Regions from separate parts of the Mus musculus genome. Here region 2 is linked to region 1. The links are chromatin loops, found by intact Hi-C in ENCODE. Cell type or tissue: heart. All regions are shown on one strand. Links, peaks and the distances in the headings refer to the core of each region. The heading gives the core; the rest is flanking DNA.

Evidence for each region. Hi-C counts contacts between places; a loop is a spot of excess contacts. Peaks named below come from ENCODE experiments on the same cell type or tissue, not always from the same donor. Only the 100,000 strongest peaks of a DNase experiment are listed, where the experiment ranks them.
Region 2: it touches region 1 in a loop (2.1-fold over the local background); 5 of 42 quality-filtered maps call a loop at or near these places.

The regions. Positions count from the first base shown.
Region 1 is chr19:60,856,717-60,867,375 of GRCm38, reverse strand. Sfxn4 (sideroflexin 4) reads left to right here and starts at 5,948. Exons shown (of 14, transcript NM_053198.4): 1 at 5,948-6,077; 2 at 7,282-7,347; 3 at 8,638-8,712; 4 at 10,000-10,026; 5 at 10,112-10,166. The coding sequence starts at 6,039. Prdx3 (peroxiredoxin 3) reads left to right here. Exons shown (of 7, transcript NM_007452.2): 6 at 2,045-2,210; 7 at 2,657-3,310. The coding sequence ends at 2,710. In heart, for the core only: no CTCF peak of the experiment used is centred there; a DNase peak (open chromatin) is centred at 5,915; H3K4me3 peaks cover 1,178 bases; H3K27ac peaks cover 1,135 bases.
Region 2 is chr19:60,786,025-60,796,683 of GRCm38, reverse strand. Eif3a (eukaryotic translation initiation factor 3, subunit A) reads left to right here and starts at 5,991. Exons shown (of 22, transcript NM_010123.3): 1 at 5,991-6,215. The coding sequence starts at 6,167. In heart, for the core only: a CTCF peak has its summit at 6,027; DNase peaks (open chromatin) are centred at 5,963 and 6,603; H3K4me3 peaks cover 3,595 bases; H3K27ac peaks cover 3,017 bases.

The DNA.
Region 1 (10,659 bases), core at 1,641-9,640:
TAGTTTTGATTTTTGAGACAGTGTGTGTGTGTGTGTGTGTGTGTGTGTGTGTGTGTGTGTGTGTGTGTGTGTGTGTGTGGTGTTTATATACATAGATTTATTAGAATGGCTTATAGGCTGTGGTCCAACTAGTCTTAACAATGGCTGTCTACTAATGATAGGTCCAAGAATACTGTAGTTGTTCAGTCCATGATGCTGAATGTTCTCAGCTGGTCTGTACTCCAGGAACTCATAGTAATTATTTACTCTCTATTCGGGGTTTCTACACTGTCTTGATCATTCAGTTCCCAGATAAAAGACACACAACCTTTACATTTATAATAAGCCCTTTATAGCACTAGACCTGGGCAGATATCTATCCTTTAAGCCATTAGAAATTACTTCCCCATCAATAACCCTTAGTTGTATCTTCCATGTTCCATCTGGACATCTCATAACTCCAGTTGGCCAGCCCTCATGGCATGTTTTCGTGATTCTTACCTTGAGTCATCTTGTTCTCTTTCCATCTTTTCTCCCTCCTCCCTGGTCTTCCTCCTCCTCCTCTTCCTCTTCATTTTTATATTTGAGAATTTAGTTTTTATTTCAACAGCTGCTTTAACAATTGGAAAAGACGGGCTGGTGAGATGGCTCAGCAGGTGAGAGCACTGACTGCTCTTCCGAAGGTCATGAGCTCAAATCCCAGCAACCACATGGTGGCTCACAACCACCCATAATGAGATCTGATGCCCTCTTATGGTGTGTTTGAAGACAGCTACAGTGTACTTATGTATAATAATAAATAAATCTTTAAAAAAAAATACACACACACAATTGGAAAAGACGGCAGAGTATGCTCACAGCTTTTACCTAGCATGCAAGAAGCCTTGGGTTCAGTCTCCAGTACCGTATACACTGGATGGGAGAGGTAGATCTATGAGTTCTAGGCCAGCTTGGTCTATGTAGTAGTGCTAGGACTATGTAGAAAGACCGTGTCTCAAAGGAAAAACCAAAAGGGATTGTGAGGTGCTATAAAGATGACTCAGCAGTTATGAGTGCTCATTGGTGTTACAGAGGATTAGAGTTTGATTTTTTTTTAAGATGTATTTATTTATTTATTTATTTATTTATTTATTTATTTATTTATTTATTACATGTAAGTACACTGTAGCTGTCTTCATACACTCCAGAAGAAGGCATCAGATCTCATTGATCTCATTACGGATGGTTGTGAGCCACCATGTGGTTGCTGGGATTTGAACTCAGAACCTTCAGAAGAGCAGTCAGTGCTCTTCACTGCTGAGCCATCTCACCAGCCCCTAGAGTTTGATTTTATAGCCACCTGTAACTCCAGCTCCAGAGAGTCCAGCACCTTCTTCTGGACTCTGGGTATTTGCATGCATGCATACACAACAAATACACATAAATAAAATCTTTTTTTTTAAAGGAAGTTTTAAATATTTATTGGATGCAACTTCAATCTCTCCCTTTTACATATATGTGATCACATTACCAGAGTGATATAGAAGTCCAAAGAATGTATACTAGATCACTGTGTAAAAGTCTTTACTGTCTCTAGTTCATTCTTTTTAGGTATCATATATCACATTGGGAATACAGTTTTTCAATGTTCCCATAATGTATGCTTTCCTTGGTGGCCTTGTATTAGAGCATCTGTCATTACTAAAAGTTGATAAACTTTTTTATAATGTTAATTTCAGGTTGGTTTTTCTAAGATTTATTTTTAATTATGTGTGTGTAACTCTGTAAAATTATGTACATTTGAGTACTCGCCCTTGGAGGCTATAAAAGGATGTCAGATCCCCTGGAGCAGGAGTTACAGGCAGTTGAGTGGGTTCCCTTCCAATGGGTTCTATGAATTGAACTCAGGTCCTCTGGATAGACACAGTACAAACTATTAATTGCTAAGTAGTCTCTTTAATCCCTAAAACTCCCATTTTAAAGCCTTTGACAAGTTGATGAATTTACTAATAGGAGAATAAAGACATAAAAGGAAAGAAATGAGTTGTTGGCACTAGTCCTGTTAATGAGGATAAATTCTGTGCAGAGGTCTCTTCATTATTGACCCTAATGGTGTCGTCAAGCACCTGAGTGTCAACGACCTTCCGGTGGGCCGCAGTGTGGAAGAAACACTCCGTTTGGTAAAGGCGTTCCAGTTTGTGGAGACCCATGGAGAAGTCTGCCCAGCCAACTGGACACCAGAGTCCCCTACGGTATGTTGTTTTCCTTAGAGCACCACGCCCCAACTCCAGGTCTTTGCTCAAGGATAATCTACCAAGAGGTGCTGGCTGAGTGTGGGTTGGTAACACTTAGATGGACAGTTTCTACTGAGGCTAGTAGTTAATTTTTATCTATATGTTTTGAACAAAATAGGCTAATCTTCAAAAATGAAGAAATTTTAGTTTAAGACTGAGAGCTTGGGCCAGATATGGTAGCACACACCTTTTATCTAGATGAAGAGGCAGTGAATCATTTTTGAGTCTAGCCTGGTCTACAAAGTAAGTTTCAGGACAGCCAGGGCTATTACACAAAAAAAACCCTGTCTTAAAAAAAAACAAAAAACAAACAAACAAAAAACTAGAATCTTTGAGCTCATCTTTGAGACTACTATTATGAAGTTCCTCCTAAAAGATTTAATTTTTTTTTTTTTAATTTTCAGATCAAGCCAAGTCCAACAGCTTCCAAAGAGTACTTTGAGAAGGTCCATCAGTAGGCCATCCTATGTCTGCAATTACCTGAAGCTTTTCAGGCCAAAAAAGAGCCCCAGCTGGAATCCTTCCAATGCCTTGAAGATTATTTATAGAATGGCAAAACCTCATTATGTTTGTGTTTATAAGTACTGCTCCACAGGCTTTGTAATTTTAAGACAGGTTCAGGCTCTCTAAAGGTGGCTAGCTGCTTCCATAGCTGCTCTTACTAGGGACTTCTTGATGGCTAACCAATTCTCCCCGAGTGCTTGGCCCCCATTTCTTGGATCATGTCCTTAGAGGGTAAGCATTCTTTCCCTTAGCCTGCCCTGAACCTTGGTCTACAGTGAAGTAGCACATAGTGCCAGTACTTGGTGAAATGAAGTAGCACATAGCACCAGCACTTAATGGAAGCTTCTGATCAAGGTCCTAAAATTTCCTCTTGAATTTTTGTGAATTATGCTGAATTTCCCTTTTTTTTTTTTTTAAATTGTAGTCATTAACTCACAGTGTCCTTGTGTGTTCTGAGGTATTGAAGAGGTATAATCATGAAGGACTATGTCTAATCCATAAGTCATTTTCTTCAAGAGCTGGATATATAGAATAAAAATAAACATTAAAATATTTGCGTTTTTGACTTATTCTGGGGCACCGTTTCTCCTTTGATAAGTTAGCTCAACAAATATTTATTGGGCATTTGACACAGGGCTGGCTCCACTCTCAGGAAACTGAAACTTAGTAGGCAAGACTGATACCTACTTTCATTCATTATTTTGGTAGCCATGAAAAACATATGCCAGGTTGGACTTTGGAGGCATTGGAGTGAAGAAAAATAAACCTTTGTGTTTATGCACTTGATTCTAGAAGAAAAGCCCAATAAACAGAAATCAGATACTTGCCGGGTTGGAGCAGTGTTCTGAGTAGGTTTTTCAGGGAAGTCCTGAGGGAAAAGAGACTGGGTCTATTTTCTGGGTCTATATGTAAAATGAGGGTAATTCTATCTATTGTGTATCACCAGCATCCAAGGCTAGAAGAAAGTTGAGGCTCATGGTTCCAGATTAGTTCATGACCTGCATGGCAGCTGGCAAGAATGACACTGGAACAGAGCTGAGATCTTATATCTGATCCACAGGCATGAGATAAGACACCCAAGTGGGAATGGTGTGGGTTTTAGAAAATTCCAATCCCATCCCTGGGGCTTCTGATAAGGCCACACCTCCCGATCCTTCCAAACAGTTACACCAACTTAGGACCATGCATTCAAATATATGAGTATATGGGATTATTCTCATTCAAGCCATCGCAGGAAGTAAGGGGCTTCTAGGCAGGAAACATGAAGGAGGTCATGCCACTAGAGCATAAAGGAAAATGGCAGTTAGGGACCCAAAGTCTCTCAGGCAAGCTAAGGAGTGAATTCTAAATGTGATGGGGAATATCTTTGATGGACATTGCAGCTCATGCATGTATGTATCCAGGAAGATCAAACCCAGTCTGGGCTACAGTATGAGATGAGACCTTGCCTCAACTACCTTCTATATTCCCTCAAAAAGAAAAAAGAGTGACAGTAACTTACCCTTAAGATCATTCTGGTTCTTTTGACTGTAGGACTTCCAAAGTGGTAAAGCACAGAGAGCCAGATGGACTGGATCTGTGACTCACTGAAGGGTAGAGCCAATCAGACAGTGCAGTGTGCTAAAGACCATAATGATACCACAAGTGCATATCTTGGCATAATGGGAATACTGAGGAGGGGCCCTTTTACCTATCTGTGGAGAGAACTGTTGAAGGCTATAGCAAAGTGAGTCAGGTCAACTAAGTGACTGAAGAGAAGAGCCAGATAAACTGGCAGATCTGAATTCCTGGGCGAGAAAGGCAAGGACTGATAACCTCTAGGTGGTGGTCATGGCTACTACTGGCCACCTCCAATGGGTTCAGCCTGGCTCAGTCATTTCCTTCAATCTTCAGCAAGCCCCTAAGATTAGTACAATTACTAGCCCTTTTTCTAGATGGAGATACTGACATGACCAGAATCATTTAACTATAAGTGTTGTGCAGGGGCTCCAGTTCTGCACTCTGGAGTCCTGCTGAACACCACACATACTCTAGGCACACATTCAAGTCCCATCTATCCTGACACTGAGAGAAGGTAGGAAAGCCCTATTTGACTCTAGTTGATTTGGCTTTTAACCAAAGTGGATTTGACCCGTTGATGCAAAAACAAAAACAACAACAAAAAAACAAAAAACCAAAAACCAAAAAACAAAAAACCTCTCTTATCTTAAAAAAAATAAGATAATAAGAGTTTATTCTGGAGCTATTTTAAGTCATCAGAGCCTGGGAACACAGGTTTAGGTTACTCCAAATCTTACATTCCCGTGTGAAAGCCATTTCACAAAGTTTGTTATAGTTTTACAGTACGGAGAAAGTCACAAATCAAGGAAAGCTTTAAAATACATTGGTGGGTACATCAGAGAGGCAGAGGTACATCATTATGCAGGAAGCTTTCACATAAGGTCAAGATGCTATTTGATGCCATCCTTAACTTTTGATTTGGTAGAAGCTAGTTGTCTGCCAAATCATCAATAAATTCTAAAAGGTTTTATCTGTTGTCATGAGAAGTTAGTTCTGACACAGAGGTGGACAAGGAATGGCTGCTCTGGAGGGCCAGAACTTAGTCAAGGTAATTCGCCTCTAGGCCATAACTTTCTAGTCTCTCCACAGTACTGAAATTTTTGTCAACAAAATCAGTTTCTGAACTCCTTTCAGTTTTCATCACAGACCCAATGCTAGAAAGAAACCGGTTAAAACCTAACCGGTCTGGCTGAGAGTTTGGTACACTCTACTCAGATCCAACTTTTCCACACTTGCTTCAATAATATACACTTTTGGAAATCTCAATACTTTTTAATAAATGGCATGATAATTTTATTTTTCACTGCACCATGAAAATTATGTAACTGGCTCTGGCTTGACCCAACTCGTGTACATTTGACTTTGTATACAACAGTTTTCAGGGGTAATGTGCGCCTGATAAGCGCAGGCGTGACGGTAGAAAATCTCTTGCATCAGTTACACTGTCTTCTTTCTTACAGGGTCTCCGCCCCAAGTGGAGACTGGAAGTGGGAGTGAACGCCTCTGTACCCGGACCCTTCGGATTCTTCTAACTTGAGGAAAGGAAGTAGAAGAACTTGGCCTATAGCAGGGGAGCGTTCGGGTTCTGGGGCGGGACACGCTGATAGGCTCCACCCCTTGCGCTGCAAAGCAAACGGGGCCTGCATCACACTCGGGTTTGTTCAGAGAAGAGGAGGAGGCGCTTGCTGGCGTTGCCAAGGGCGTAGTGGCGCCGCTGTCCAAATGGAACCCAACCTGCAGTTCTGGATTTCCGAACGCCAAGTACTCCGGGGCTGGGTGTTGGGGGCGGGAGGCTGGCCTGACCAGCAAGACCTTGACAGGCTGCCCTGCGTCATCATGACTTTCCTCTCAGAGATCCTGTAGTGCGGAGGGAAAAACAACCCCTTCAGTGGTCTCCGCTCTTGCATCTCTTACTTAGGTCCTAGGCTGGGTTGTAGAAGGCCACAAAGTCACTCTCATCCGATGTAGGGCCTCACTAAGGAGTTCCAGTCCTCAGTGGGACTGCCCTTGCCCGGGTTCCTAGGTTTGCTTAAATCAGCCATTTGGATTAAGACCACACATACACCCTGCTTTAAGCAGGTTAGAGACTGGGAAGTCACTGTTGGGTAGTGCTTCTAGTAATCATATTAAAAAGTTTTAAAAGAAGCAACTATCAATCTTTTTTGTTGTTTTTGTTTTGTTTTTTTCGAGACAGGGTTTCTCTGTATAGCCATGGCTGTCCTGGAACTCACTCTGTAGACCAGGCTGGCCTCTGCCTCACAAGTGCTGGGATTAAAGGTGTGCAACACCACTGCCCGGCACAACTATCAATCTTAATAACATAATTAGTCCAAGCAATGCCAAATAACATTTCAACATGTAATAAAAAATAGATTCTACGATTCTACCTTTTTTTTTTTTTGGTACAAAGACTTCGAAGTCCAGTGTGTAACCTGTGCAGGCAGTCTGGCCCAATTTCACTTCTTGCATATCCTCATGGAGCCTCAAGGCTCTAAATACTGTTAGAGGCCTTGACCTTAAACTAAGCTTAGCCCACCCCTGTTCATGGAAATCCAGAACTTAAGGCTGGAGCTGTTTCGAAAATGGACAGCTTGTTGGAGCAAAACACACCTCTTTCACATGTGAGCTGATCTGTAACCCTAGCAAAGCCCTTGTTGGGCTGCCTGCCTTACTGCTATAGTTAAGCCTTATAGTAGCAGAGAAAGCCAGACAACAGTCAGGTGTTTCTAGGTCATTACCTTGAGGTCATATGGGGATATAAAGAGAAAATATGAATCCCAAATTCTAGCTTTTAATTCTGAAATGAAACTCTATCCCAAGTGGTTAGAGGAGATACATTTTGTAAAAGTCAGATTACTTACAGTTCTTTAGTAAGTATGCCCCCACCAAAGTGAACTGTGACTACCTTGTTAAGCCTTATTTCTTTTAACTTCTCTCTGGTGTGTCTCTTTCTCACCATCTTTAGGCCTTTTTTCGAAGATTTTGTCAGTGGATGGATTTATTAGATCCTGTAAACATGTTTATTTCAATTGTAAGTATGGTTTTGTTTTAAGAAGTAATGAATTTCGTGCTTTATTTTGAAATTTGAAATAATAGCCCAGTCCATGTGTGTGTGTGTGTGTGTGTGTGTGTGTGTGTGTGCGCGCGCGTGTGTAGAATATTATATTTTGTATTTTTTGAGTGAGGTTTTTGGGTTGGAAGAATGATAAGTCAAACATAAGTCTGTTGAGCAGAGGATACCATACCTGGGCTGGATGCTGCTGATTCCAAGTTAACCCAGACCAGTCTTCCAGCCAGGAGTCAGTTGCTTGCCATAGAAGCTGAGGGAGGATTGTGAATTCGAGCCATTTGGGCTACGTAATAAGTTGTTTCAAACAAAATCCATCCAACAAGACTATGACAGAGCTAGTCCCTTTCTTAACCAAGGTTAAGAGTTAGGAGACGTGGGGGGGAGGGTATGGGGGACTTTTGGGATAGCATTGGAAATATAAATGAGGAAAATACCTAATTAAAAAAAAAAAAGAGTTAGGAGACTCTCTGGATGGAGTGTCTAGAAGAAAAGGAGTCAGGAAAAGGAGATGTAAGTAGAGGCCGAGGCTCAGGGGTGGACCCTCCCTCAGTTTCTAGTCTAGGGGGTCTAGGCATATTTGCAGGGTCTCATAAGCTGGTGCTGTTCCTACAGAGCCAAGTGATGAGGTTTGTGTGCCAAGTGGTCTGTTGTTATTTCTGGGTAAGGTGTTTTATTGTATAATTACTCTTTGTGTTTTATTTATTTTCCTAAAAATTAAAATAAAAAAAAAGAGGTAAGGAACAACACTGAACCAGCTAGCTATGGAAGTGGGTGAGAGGTTAGGGATTGCCAGGGCTCTGGTTAGGAAGGCAGTTGACATCCAGAAACCAGAGAGATGGAGGCTTTAGTGGGGGCTGCTGGAGCTGTCTAGGAAACCAGAAGGTCTAATTCTGAACAACACACAGAATTATTATTATATTAAAACCTAGGGACACATCTTGAAATCAAGTGTGGAACTGAAGTGCTGTGTGCTGATGGTTGTGGTTTTTTTTTTTTTTTTAGATTTATTTATTTATTATATGTAAGTACACTGTAGCTGTCTTCAGACATTCCAGAAGAGGGCATCAGATTTCGTTACTGATGGTTGTGAGCCACCATGTGGTTGCTGGGATTTGAACTCAGGACCTTTGGAAAAGCAGTCGGCGCTCTTAACCACTGAGCCATCTTACCAGCCCCGGCTGTGTTTTAAAGATGAGAATAAACACAGACTATGTTGAGATTGTTGCCTGATTTCTTGATGTCTAATTACAGGGAAGCATAGAAAAATCACGACAGTTGTTATTTACCACTGAAGATGCACCCAAACACTACCTGGATAACCAAGTGGTATGTCTCATGTGCTCATATGTGCACAGATGTGTATGGTTCAACATGGTTTTACCTTGTTCAGAGTGAAATGAAGTAGTGTTTGGTAACTAAATCTGTCATTGTACATATTGCCCAGGGGAATCACTTTTCAAAAATGTGTCATAAGAATTCTATCTCATAATGCAGCTAGAGCAGTGTTCCTTCTAACTAGTGTTAATTCTTCATATATGGTCAATTCCTGGAGCCCCATAGCAAATTCCACGTTCCATTGTAGGCAGTAATCTAATGCAGGGTTGTGTTGCTGGACAGCTCTCTGCCCCACCCTACCTTCTCTTGAGGGTTGGGGGTGAGTTGGCACAGAGTCAACAACACAGACTCCTGGAGCAGGTGAGAAATGCTGGAGCAAGCTTATCTGAGCACTGCTGCAAGCCCCTTTAATACCCTTCACCCATGCTCCCATTGGTCCCAAGAAAGCATCTCTTCTAAACAGCAGTTCCTGATTGGCTGATTATTGCACCAGCAATCCTTGGTCTTTCAGGCAGTCCTCAATTAGGTCCTCCTGCAGGAGATGCTTTTGCAGCTGCATGGCCCCCAGCATAGAGGTGGCCCTGCTGTTCCTGCTATGGGGTTGTATTCCCACCAGTGAGCTCAGACCAAGTATTTTTTTACCTATCTTGCTGCATAAAGAGTTTCTCAAATTCATAAATATTAGTCCCTCAAGACATCCCATGGAAGATGGGCAGTAGTGACACACACCTTTATTCTCAGCACTTGGCAAGCCAAGGCAGGCAGATCTGAATTCCAGACAAGCGTGGTCTACAGAGCTGGGTCCAGAACAGCTAGGGCTACACAGAGAAACTCTGTCTTGAAATTCAAACAAAACAAACCGTGGAAAGCTCACATTAGCTTTGTTTTTCTAAGAAGTTGCTGAAGCCTCTGGATGGACAGGTGGCTCTGTGACAAGTGGTGGGGCTGATGGCATTGGAAAGTCTTTGCGAGCCATCTCTACTAGGGGACTATTCTAGACCCACTGAAGGGCTGTTAGATGGCAATCCTTTCCATGGTGCTGGGACTTCCTAATGTTCTTGGCAGTTTCTTCATAAAGCTCAAAACTTGGCTTGTTGTTAGCTTATTTTTTACTTATTTGATTCATCTGGTACATTAGTTTTGACTTACTAGTCTCTTTACACTAGCCTACCCATATGAGTGGTAGTATAAATGTGGCATCAGGAATTAAGGCTGGTCAAGAGATTCTGTTTGCTGTTGAACCACCTTTAAAACATGTTTCTTGTTATCTCTCTTTAGATTAAAGACGCATGGAATAAGAGTCTTGTAAGTTTCGGCTCCTTTATAATTGTTGGTTTTCTAAATAATAAAATCCATCATCCAGCTAACCTCTTCTTCTGTCCCTTTGAAGTCAACTGTGCACCCTGACAGCAGCAAGTTGATCCCCCATCTTTTTCGACCTGCAGGTGAGCTGGTTCTCTTGTTCAGGAGTAGGTGGAGAAGGTGTGGCATATAGCAGAAAACTGTCTACTTTATTTTTCTTTACAGGGATTGCTGATGGAAATTCTGGAAGCCATAGCTTTAAAAGAATACTTGAGAGGGGCTGGGAAGTGACTTAGTCAAGTACCTTTTGTGTAAGCATGAGTACCAGAGTTCAGATTTCCAGCACCCTTGTAGAAAGCTAGGCATGTAACCCCAGCACTTGGAAGGTGGAGACTGGAGGATCCCTGGGACTCAGAATTGGTGAGCTCCATATTCAGAAATCAGGTAGAGCTAGGAATAGTGGCACACACCTTTAATCCCAAAACTTGGGGAGCTAAGACAGGTGGATCTCTGTGAATTCAAGACCAGCTTAATATTCATAGCAAGTTCCAGACCAGCCAGGGCTATATAGTACAATTTATCTTAAACAAAAAAGGTAGAGAGTTATTGAAGAAAACACTGAATTTGTCTTCTGGC
Region 2 (10,659 bases), core at 1,431-9,430, 70 kb after region 1:
TGTAACTTGGAGAATTAGTAGGTGACCTAATAAGGGGTTTCTTAAACTTCTACTTTTTTTTTTTTTTTTTTTTTTGAGGCAGGGTTTCTCTGTGTATCCCTGGCCGTCCTGGAACTAACTCTGTAGACCAGGCTGGCCTCAAACTCAGAAATCTGCCTGCCTCTGCCTCTGCCTCCTGAGTGCTGGGGTTAAAGGCATGTGCCACCACTGCCCAGCAAGCCTTCATGTTTTTTAATTATACTATTTGTTCTTTTTTGTTTTGTTTTGTTTTTTTGAGACAGGGTTTCTCTGAATAGCCCTGGCTGTCCTGGAATTCACTTTGTAGACCAGGCTGGCCTTGAACTCAGAAATCCACCTGCCTCTGCCTCCCAAGTGCTGGGATTAAAGGCATGTGCCACCACTCCCGGAAGTTGTTTTTTGTTTGTTTGTTTGTTTTTTAAGATTTATTTATTTATTACATGTAAGTACACTGTAGCTGTCTTCAGACACCCCAGAAGAGGCCGTCAGATCTTGTTACAGATGGTTGAGCCACCATGTAGTTGCTGGGATTTGAATTTAGGACCTTCGGAAGAGCAGTTGATGCTCTTAACAGCTGAGCCACCTCTCCAGTCCAAACTATTAGTTTTTTGTTTGTTTGTTTTTGGTTTTTCGAGACAGAGTTTCTCTGTATAGCTCTGGTTGTCCTGGAACTCACTTTGTAGACCAGGCTGGCCTCGAACTCAGAAATCCACCTGCCTCTGGAGTGCTGGGATTAAAGGCGTGAGCAACATTTTAAGAGCAGAAAACTTCCTATACAAATAAATAGAACTTCTTATATAAATACTAATTTCAGTTTTCTTAAGATTTTTTTTTCATTTAAACATTTCATGTGTTTGAATGTTTTACCTGAATGTCTGTTTTATACCACTCATGTGGCTGGTACCATCAAGAGGCCAAAGCTAGTGTCAGATTCCCTGGTACCTGAGGTATAGATGGTTGTGAGCTTCCATGTGGGTGCCGGGGGTCAAACTGAGATCTGATGGAAAAGCAGCCAGTGCTTTTAACTGATAAGCCATCTCTCTGCCCTAATTCTAGCTAATTTTAGCTTTTTTTCAGGCTTTCTGCTTGGTTGGATATAAGAGCATGTGCAAAGTGCACATGTTCAGAACCAAGGCTGCATGATGCAACATGGGCTGGCTGTGCCAGTAACCCCAGGTTTACTATGCACTGGATTTTGAATTAATTTTTGGCTGTGTGTTCAGGAACCTTTCACTGTTGCCTAACATTTTGCAACTACCACACTCAGTTACATAATCCCTATAAGAAGCTTTGGTCTAAGCTGCCAGTAGTGAGCTCTGAGAGTAATTACGGAGAAGCAGTGGCTGGTGTCTGATCTCCGCTCTGGGGGCCAGTAGACTTAAGAAGGAGCTCAGCCAGCCCTTTCCCAGGGCTGCAGGATGAGCAGGGTGACCAGAGAGATGGGTACTTTGATGGAATTTTTTATTTTTATTTTTTGTTTTGTTTTGTTTTTCAAGTTAGGGTTTCTCTGTATAGCCCTGGCTGTCCTGGAACTCACTTTGTAGACCAGGCTGGTCTCGAACTCAGAAATCCGCCTGCCTCTGCCTCCCAAGTGCTGGGATTAAAGGCATGTGCCACCAAGCCTGGCTCTTTGATGGAATTTAATAGTGCTATGGGGGCTGGTGAGATGGCTCAGTGGGTAAGAGCACCTGACTGCTCTTTCAAAGGTCTGGAGTTCAAACCCCAGCAACCACATGGTGGCTCACAACCATCCGTAACAAGATCTGACTGCCTCTTCTGGAGTGTCTGAAGACAGCTACAGTGTACTTACATATAATAAATAAATTAATTAATTAAAAAAAATAGTGCTATGGGCCAAGAGCACAGGGAGTGGGGCAGCTAAGGTACCTTATGGTCAAGAATGGTTTGATAATGGAAGGCTTTGAGTTGGAGCCTGAAGTATTGTGTTGAGGGGTTGGTAGTCTGGTATAGAAAAGCACACTATGTGTGGACACTCAGAAAAATCACAATTGAACTTCAGTGTAGTGACAGGCTTAGAACCAGTGTACTCAGGAGCTTTGTGAAGAGACCAGTGTATTTTCATTTATATTTGTGTTCTTGTGTTTAAACATTTGGGAAACTGGAAGTAGAAGGGCAGATGTGCTAAGAACTAAAGATGAAACACATTGGGCTTCTAATCTTGTTCTTCCCTACAGATAGAACTGGAAAGTCTTATTTAAATATTGTTGTGGATTTTCATTTGTTAATCTTCCATGATTAGTTTTTAAGCAGCCTATCCGACTGTTGCTCTGCCAAGCATTCAGATACACTTGTAAACACTACAAATTATCATCCTTATCCATTCTTACGTATAATAAAGGATAAGACATGATGTTATTAATGTTCAACATATATATTGAGACATGGTCTCTCTTTGTACTCCTGGCTATCTTGAAACTCACAGATGCCTGAGTCTGCCTCCGGAGTGCTGGGTCTAAAGGCATATGCCACTACACCCAACTAATGTTTAAATTTTTGGCATCTAGCCTTATCTGGTGCCAAGGAAAATTTCTGGAGGAAGTAATACTTAGGCAAAACCTGAATGAGAAGGTTGGTTTTAAAAGCAAGGGTAGGGTTAGGTGGGTAGGGGTCATTAATCTCAGATTTAGGAGGCAAGGGCAGGTGGATCTCTTGCTTCTGGCCAGCCAGACTACGTAGTGAGACTGTTTCAAAAATAAAATAAAATAAAATAAAATAAAATAAAATAAAATAAAATGGAATGACTGGTTCCTAATGAAATGATGGCAGGAGATGGGCAGGGTCTTTTAGGTACAGAAAGACACAGTGTGGGCCTGGAGCAACAGAAGAATCTGCACTGCAGTGGTTTCTGTTTTCATGGAGATTATGGGCTTCTTCCTAGGATTCTACTAAAGTACGAAGTTAGACTATTTTATTTGCTGTTGTAACCCTTACACCTATCAGAAATGTATATTTGTTATGCTTGGCACATGGTACACACTTGATAAAGATTTGCTGAATGAACGCATTACTATGAATCATAGATTATAAGTACATTCCCATATTCTTGAAAATAAAATGATAAATGTTGGTGCATGCCTGTAGCTTGAGCACACTTCAGACTAAGGGGGAATTGAAAATTCTAGGCCACTTTGTAATGTTTTCATTGCACAGTGAGATCATATCTCAAAAGCAAAACAAAAGAGAAAAACTGAACCCCTCTCAAAACCACTCCCTATATTGTATTAGAGAAATTATCTCAGGAAGTACAAAAGTAACTTGACAAGGAAAAAAATATTTATCAACTTTTGACATGCCTGAATGGTTGTTTTCTGCTAAGTGAGTATTAATCAGCTGGCAATTATGCTTTCCTCTTGGTCCAATTAGATTCTATTTCAATTTTCATTGTATAAGCATCTATTTTTACCAGGGACTCACGAATTCTTTGAAATGAAGCATTGAGACTTTAATATCTCTAACACTCAACATTATGGCTGCTAGCTGGTACCAAAAGCCTGTTGGAGGAATGTATTTACCCCCGATAATCAGCATTATTATTTTCATTAACAAAGAGTACCAGACTCGGGGCTGGAGAGATGGCTCAGTGGTTAAGAGTACCAAATGCTCTTCCGAAGGTCCTGAGTTCAAATCCCAGCAACCATATGGTGGCTTACAACCATCTGTAACAAGATCTGATGCCCTCTTCTGGAGTGTCTGAAGACAGCTATAGTGTACTTACATGTAATAAATCTTAAAAAAAAAATGAGTACCAGACTCTAAGTAAATTGTTGGAGGTGGTGTCTTATTTGCTGCTCAGCTGTTCTTGAACTCTGAGGTTCAAGCAATCTTTCTGTCTTAGGCTTTGAGTGGTTTGGATTACATACCAGCCACTGTATATAACTAATTTGACTCATTTTTTTAATGCACACATGTGATCATTGTCTATATGTCACCGATGATTAATATGCTTTAAATAACACAAAGGGGAAATCATCAATATGAGGGATATTTCATTTCACTTCTTTTAATTTTCTAGTGGTCAACTGACTGTGGGCCTACCAAATAGGTAATGTTAAACACACTTTACCTTCATGACTATTTTCCCTTATGAATGTTTATGTACAATGTGTGTGCCTGGTGCTTGTAGAGGTCAAAGGTGTAAGATATCCTAGAACTAGAGTTATGGATGGATGGTTATAAACCATCTTATGGATGCTTAGAATCAAACCTGGATTCTCTCTTCAGGAGCAAAAAGTGCTCTTAACTGCTAAGCCATTTCTTCAGCTTCTATTTTACTATTTTTTGTTATGATAATGGAGTCGAGAATGTGAGAAAGCCTTTTCTGATATTTAGGCCAAGTTTCTTTTTATTTTACTGCTTGAGTCTTTCTTTAGCCTATGAAGTAATTTTTATGTAATTAAAAACTGCATGAAAGAACTATTTGCTCTTTATGTTTGGCTTTTAAAATTTGACTTAACTATAATATACACAAAGAAACCCTTTGATCATGCCCATAAAACAGTTGGTAAAGCTTGTAAATACTGGATGCTCTTTTACACCAATCCTGTCCGGGTACTTGTTTTGGAAGGTGAAAGTTCATGATTTAGCATGGTCTAAGCATTCTGGAGGAAGAACTCTTGAAATGAACTTTAACATATTTTTTATTGTTTTTAGTGTGCCCTGTATCTTTGAGTGGGTATGTTCATGTGAATGCAAGTGTTGGGTAAGCCAGAGATGATAGATACTCCAAAACTAGAGTTATAGGTGGTTATGAGCAGTCTGATGTGGCTGAACTAGAGTGCTCTGCAAGATTAGTATCTCTTCAGACCTTTAAATAGCTTTAAAATATTTCTCATTAATTTGTTTTTCGAGAAAGGTTTTCCTCTGTGTAGCTTTGGTCTATAGAACTCCCTGTATAGACCAGGCTGGCCTGGAACTAACAGGGATCTGCCTGACTCTGCCTCCTGAGTGCTGGGATCAAAGGCCAAAGGCGTAGATTCTCACCACGCTCAGGTTTTATTTATTTTTTAAGGTTTCCTCATTCATTGACACAGTATCTCATTAACTCACATGTCCCATACTATTGTAAAATATGTAATAAACTTACAATAATTTATTCTTTTCTTCCTGAATTTTCTCTGAACCTTTGTGTGGTGCCAGGGATTATGGAGGCCCCTGTGTGTGCTAGAGGAGCGCTCAGCCACTGTACAGCCACAGCCCTGAACTCAAGTTAATTTCCTACCAAGAGCCTAATAATTCGACGCGGTTTAAATGGCTTTCAAGCTCTAAGCATAGTAATTAATCTGTGAACACTACATTTGTTAGGTAGCAATAAAAGACATGGCTTGCAATAAGCCATTTCTTCACCAACACATTTCTTATATTTGTTTGTGACGTGAGCTGTATGTAAAAATCGATGACACTCGCGTATTTTCAAATATACAAGCCAGGTTCCTGGGTCTTCTACTCCCCTTCTTTCGGGAATCCTTGGGACACTAACCCTAGGAGGATACCAAATAACTCTGTTTATTATTCGTTTGTTCCCTCCCCTTCCTTGTCAATCAAGTGACTGGTGACCTATTTTTCAGGGATGAACACCACTGGCCAGCGATACGGGGTCAGCACTTCCGTTCAGTATTTTCAACCTTTCCAGGAGAGGTCCCGGCAGAGGCGATGCGACCCTAACGCGGCCTGCTTCCGCGCACGTCATTTTGGCTATGACTGTGTAGACACTGCCTTTTCTCGTCGCAGATCAGACCGCAAATTTCCCTTTCCCACTCTGTGTCCGCGGGGGGCAGAGGTGGTCGGAGAAAACGGTCCCGAAGGTTCCCTCCCGCAACCAAAGAACACCACAGCTCGCGCTGCTCGGCACCCAGCGCCACGTCAGCCCGCGCTCGAGACGCCAGCGCGCCTGCGCGCGGAGAAAGGCGGAACATGCGCAAAGGCCTGCCTCCTACATCCGGGGCTCGGGCGGCGGCGCTGCCGCCGCGAGGGAATCACGTGGTTCCTTCCTTTCCGTCTCTGGCCGGCTGGGCGCGGGCATCTGCTGGCGAGGCGCGTGGAAGCTCGCGCTAGTTCCCCTCCGCCTTCTCTCCCGGTCCAGGCCACTAGGGAGTTCGCTGACGCCGGGTGAACTGAGCGTACCGTCAAGATGCCGGCCTATTTCCAGAGGCCGGAAAATGCCCTCAAGCGCGCCAACGGTGAGTAAGGCAGCGGGTCGCGCCGCGCAGGGCCGGCCCGAGGCCTGGGAGTTTCGAGGGCCTCCGCCTGCTGCCCGCAGCCCGGGCTGTGGAGGCCAGTGGTCACGGCCGCCGCCACCGGGCCGCGTCTGCGCACGGCCTCCCTACTCAAGCGGGCCGCGGCGGAAGGCGCGGATCAGGAACCGTCGCTCTGGTGTGTGTTGAGTGGCTGCCGCCCGAGGCTTGCGTCGCAGGGCCACGGCCCAGCGGGTCAGGACTCTCGGGTCTTGCGATTCTTCGCTACGATCGGCCTTCTGCTGGCTTTTCAAACCCGCGGGCTGCTTGGGAAGCCCCGCGCTCCCTGCCGCCATCTGGGAGTGCCGGGAGGAGGAAACATGGCTCCCTCCCGGGGACAATGCACGCGAGAACCTCCGCTCCACCTCCCGCCGGGGTCGGGAGCCGGCTAGTCTACCTTCACTCCACCTCTCGGGCACGTCTGGTTCCTGATCCCACGCGGAGGCCTTCTGGGTCAGGGTCTACTTCCCTCACTACTAGTTTGCACTTCAGGCCTCTGCTCCATTAACTTGTTTCCTGTGGTGTCCTCCCCCCCACCCCCCGAAATGATGAGGGTCATTTCGAAAGTATTTCGAATCCAGTAAAGTTAGTATTCTTTAGGGATTTAAAAATGATCTACCCAGACAAGCCCTAGAAAGAGTGATTTCCCCAAGGTCACTTGGGAGTGTCAGAAAACTAAGACCAAGGTCTCTTGATATCCAGATCAGCTTTTTGTTTTTTGTTTTTTTGTTTTTCCTCCACCGCAGAGCCACTGAGTGCTATTTCTATTTCCATACGTGTGCTTAATTAAGCCTAGTGCTTGCAGGAAAGACTTGCCCGGATCTCTGACATTGTGTCGTGGAAAACTCGTGTGCGCATATCTGATCTGACCTTTAAAAATTGCTTTTTATTTTTTAAAATAAAACCTGATAATTCAGTATTTGTGCCCTTTTCAACCCTTCCAGTCCAAACTGGAAAAATAAACCATGTATGTTGCAGGTTTTTGTTTGGCAAGCTTGTTAGAAGTGGAAGTTACATTTTGTGAAAAGGCCATTTGACTCAAAACTTATAATAAAAGAATACTGCTGATAATTTTCAGGAATGAAGATGTGTTGGTTACATACATTAATATTTTTTGTGGTTAGGAAGCAGTCTGGAGTAGAATAATAATGCACTGTGGGTCACCCAATACCTCTAGTACTAATCTATTATTGAAAATAGAACTAGCTAATTTAGGACTTTTAATGTTTTGAAACTTAGAATTGCATTGTGCTGTAGAAAATGGAATTGGATAGACTTACTAGGTATAGCTATTAATATATGTTTAAGTTGTAACATTTAGCAGCAGTTACCATAGTAGTCTAGTTAAAGCACTACAGTCTTTGGCCTACATACATACATAGTAACATGCTGACCTTATCTTTCTCCTGTTTGGAATCTTCATGTGAACTTGGTTAATATTACAATAAAGTTTTAAAGTAGAAAGGTTACATAATGTGTTCTAAATTTCTTTTCACAGTTTCTAAGTTGACTTGATTAATGATGAGTAAGCTGGGGAGAGTGTTAGCAAAGTAGACTAGGACTTTGTGGTACTGTGTGGCTAACTTGGGTCTTGGTGCATTTTCCCTAAGGCCCGTATTGACTTCTTGCTGCAGCCCCATTACAGTTTCCCAAGTAGCAAGTAGTGATGCCTTAGCTTCCCAGGGATTTGACAGGAGCAGATTGTCTATCACACGTGCGGCACTGTTTGTAGAACAAGTAGATGATAAAATGGGTTTTCACTTTTAAGAAAGGTTTACCTAAATGTTTTATCTGTAGCATTTTGTAGCCCCAGGGATATTTAGAGCTAATCTAGTGCATTATTTTAATAAATAAAATAGACCTTCAAGCCATTCTAATTGGTAATTTTGGGGTGGAAAAGTGTCAAAGCCTTTTACACTCAAACTCTACAACTCCTGCCTTAAAAGGTAAAACTGTTATGAAACCCCACAACTGAGTAGTAACGATATAGGTTGGATACTTAATCTGTTGAAGGAATTAGTGAAAAATGAAGGATTGATATGAACCTTTTCTTTATTGGTAGATACATGGTTTCAGTCATATACTCAGGAGAAACGCAGAGTGCTGTTTTTCTAATAATACATATAATTCTGGATTTCAGTTTATAGATCTTAATCTCGAAATCATCTAAGGGTTGAAATAATTCTTTCTAGCTGCTCTCACACAATTAGGTAATTTCAAGTCTCAGTTGTAAGTTAAGAGTAAGGACTCACAGCCATGATCATCATGAAGAGTTTGTTTCAATTTCAGTCTATTGTCTATATTTTCCCTCATATTTTTCTTCTGGGGGGGGTTAAGGTGTGTGCTGTCCCTGCCCCAGCTGTGCCCTAGAACTCAGTGATCTGTGTGCCTTCCAAGTGCTGAAGTTAAAGGCACACTCCATCACATCAAGCAAATGTTTGATATTCAAGTGAGCTTTTTGAAACTTTTAAAGCTAGATTTTTGGGCTTAGACTTTGGCCCATCGTTAAGAAAACAACTCTTAAATCTGTCATTAAAGGTTTATTTACTTTGCTTTTTTTTTTTTTTTTTTTTTTTTTGAGGCAGAGCCTTATTAGGTAGCCCAGGTTCTCAAATTTGATCTTACTGCTTCAGTCGATTCAACCACATCAAGCTTCTAAGCAAGAATTTAAAAGTGACAGTAAGAAATCACACATTGTGGGCAAAAACTCAGGTTTGATTGCCAGCACACACAGTGCCTTAAAACCAACTTAACTCCAGTTAAAAGGGGATCCATTCTCTTCTGACATCCAAAGGCATGCATGTGTGGTACATGTAAGCAAAAAACTCATACACATAAAGTAAAAAAAAAAAATCTAGTATTTTTTTTTGAAGTAAAGAAATCTCATGCCCATTTAAAAATTACACATTGGGAAAGTGGATTATTCTTATATTTCCAGTGTTTTGTATTTTATTTTTTCATGGGTTTAGTCCTTAGCTTTAACTTGATTTGTATTTCATATTGCAAACACTAGATAATAGCTTAAAGTTTAAATCCTTAGTGTAAAATTGGGGATTAGGTATGTCATTTTAATGTTGCTGTTACAATTTTTCTTTTAATTTTATGTTATGAATGCTTGTATGTATGTCTATCACTATATGCAAGTATTGCCCTCTTGGAGGTTAGAAGAGGGTATCAGGAACTATCCCCCTGGAACTCAAGATTCAGGCAGGAGTTATTGATGATGTGAACGTCCATGTAGGTGCTGGGAATAGAACCCAGGTCCTTGAAGAATAGCCAGTGTTCTAAATTGCTAAGCTATCCTGCTTTTACTGTTAAATGCATTTACTAATTTTTTTTTTTTTTTTTTGTGGATAGGGACTTTTGGTTAAATGCTTTGAAAAACACCTAAAGTAACATGGAAAACTAACCTTAGGCACACTTCCAGGAAGAGGGTAGTACTTAAAACAGGAAGGCATTTTTGTTCCAATATAGTAAGTAACTAGTTTTCTGTGTGTCACTTGGGCTTAGTAAGTTTTTCATGGGTAGCAGGTTGGCCCAAGCGAAAATAGTCTTTCCTCACACATAACATTGAGGAGTTTGTATTTGTTTGCATGTGAGTACTATTTGATATAAGGGGTAGGTGTAGGGTCAGGGTCATGTCTTGGCCTGGCACACTGGAGGCAAGCCCCTGGGTTTGGTCTCCAGCACTGGAGGACAAACCATTGTTGATATATATGATGAGTTAGAATATTTTGTAAAGATGTTTAGTAAGGTATGTTTGGTATGCTATGTTTTTTGGTTAGTAAGTAGTTTGGTATGTGATTTGTTCAGGTATAAACTTAGCATATGGGAGAATTGAAGCAATATTGTTTCACTGGAAGAACTGGGAAGCACCATTTCTGAAACCAGTCATTAAACCTGTAGATCTAGTTCACTTCTAAATAATAAACTTTTATAGGACTTTTTTTATAGGACTCATGTGTATGAGTGATTTGCTTGTGTGTGTGTTTATGCACCGTGTATGTCTGATGTCCACAGAGATCAGAAAGAGAGGGTATGAGAGTCCTGGGATGGTGGTGAGCCACAATGTGGGTACTGGAGGCAGAGCTTGGGTCCTCTGAAAGAGGAATAAAGTGCTCTTGGACCACCTCTCCAGCCTCAATTCTGTTAATTTAAAAAAAAGAAATGGTGCTGGAATTCAACCCAAGGTTTTTAACATGCTTGTTTTAAGCTAGAGCTTCTCCACTCAATTCAGGTTTATCTAGGGGGGAAAAAAAGAGAATTGTTTAAAATTATTATTAAGGGGGTGGTGGAGACAGGGTTTTATTGTGTAGACCAGGGTGGCTGACCTCACACTTAGGTTTGTCTGCCTGAGCCTCCCTGCTGGATTAAAGGGGTGGGCCACTAC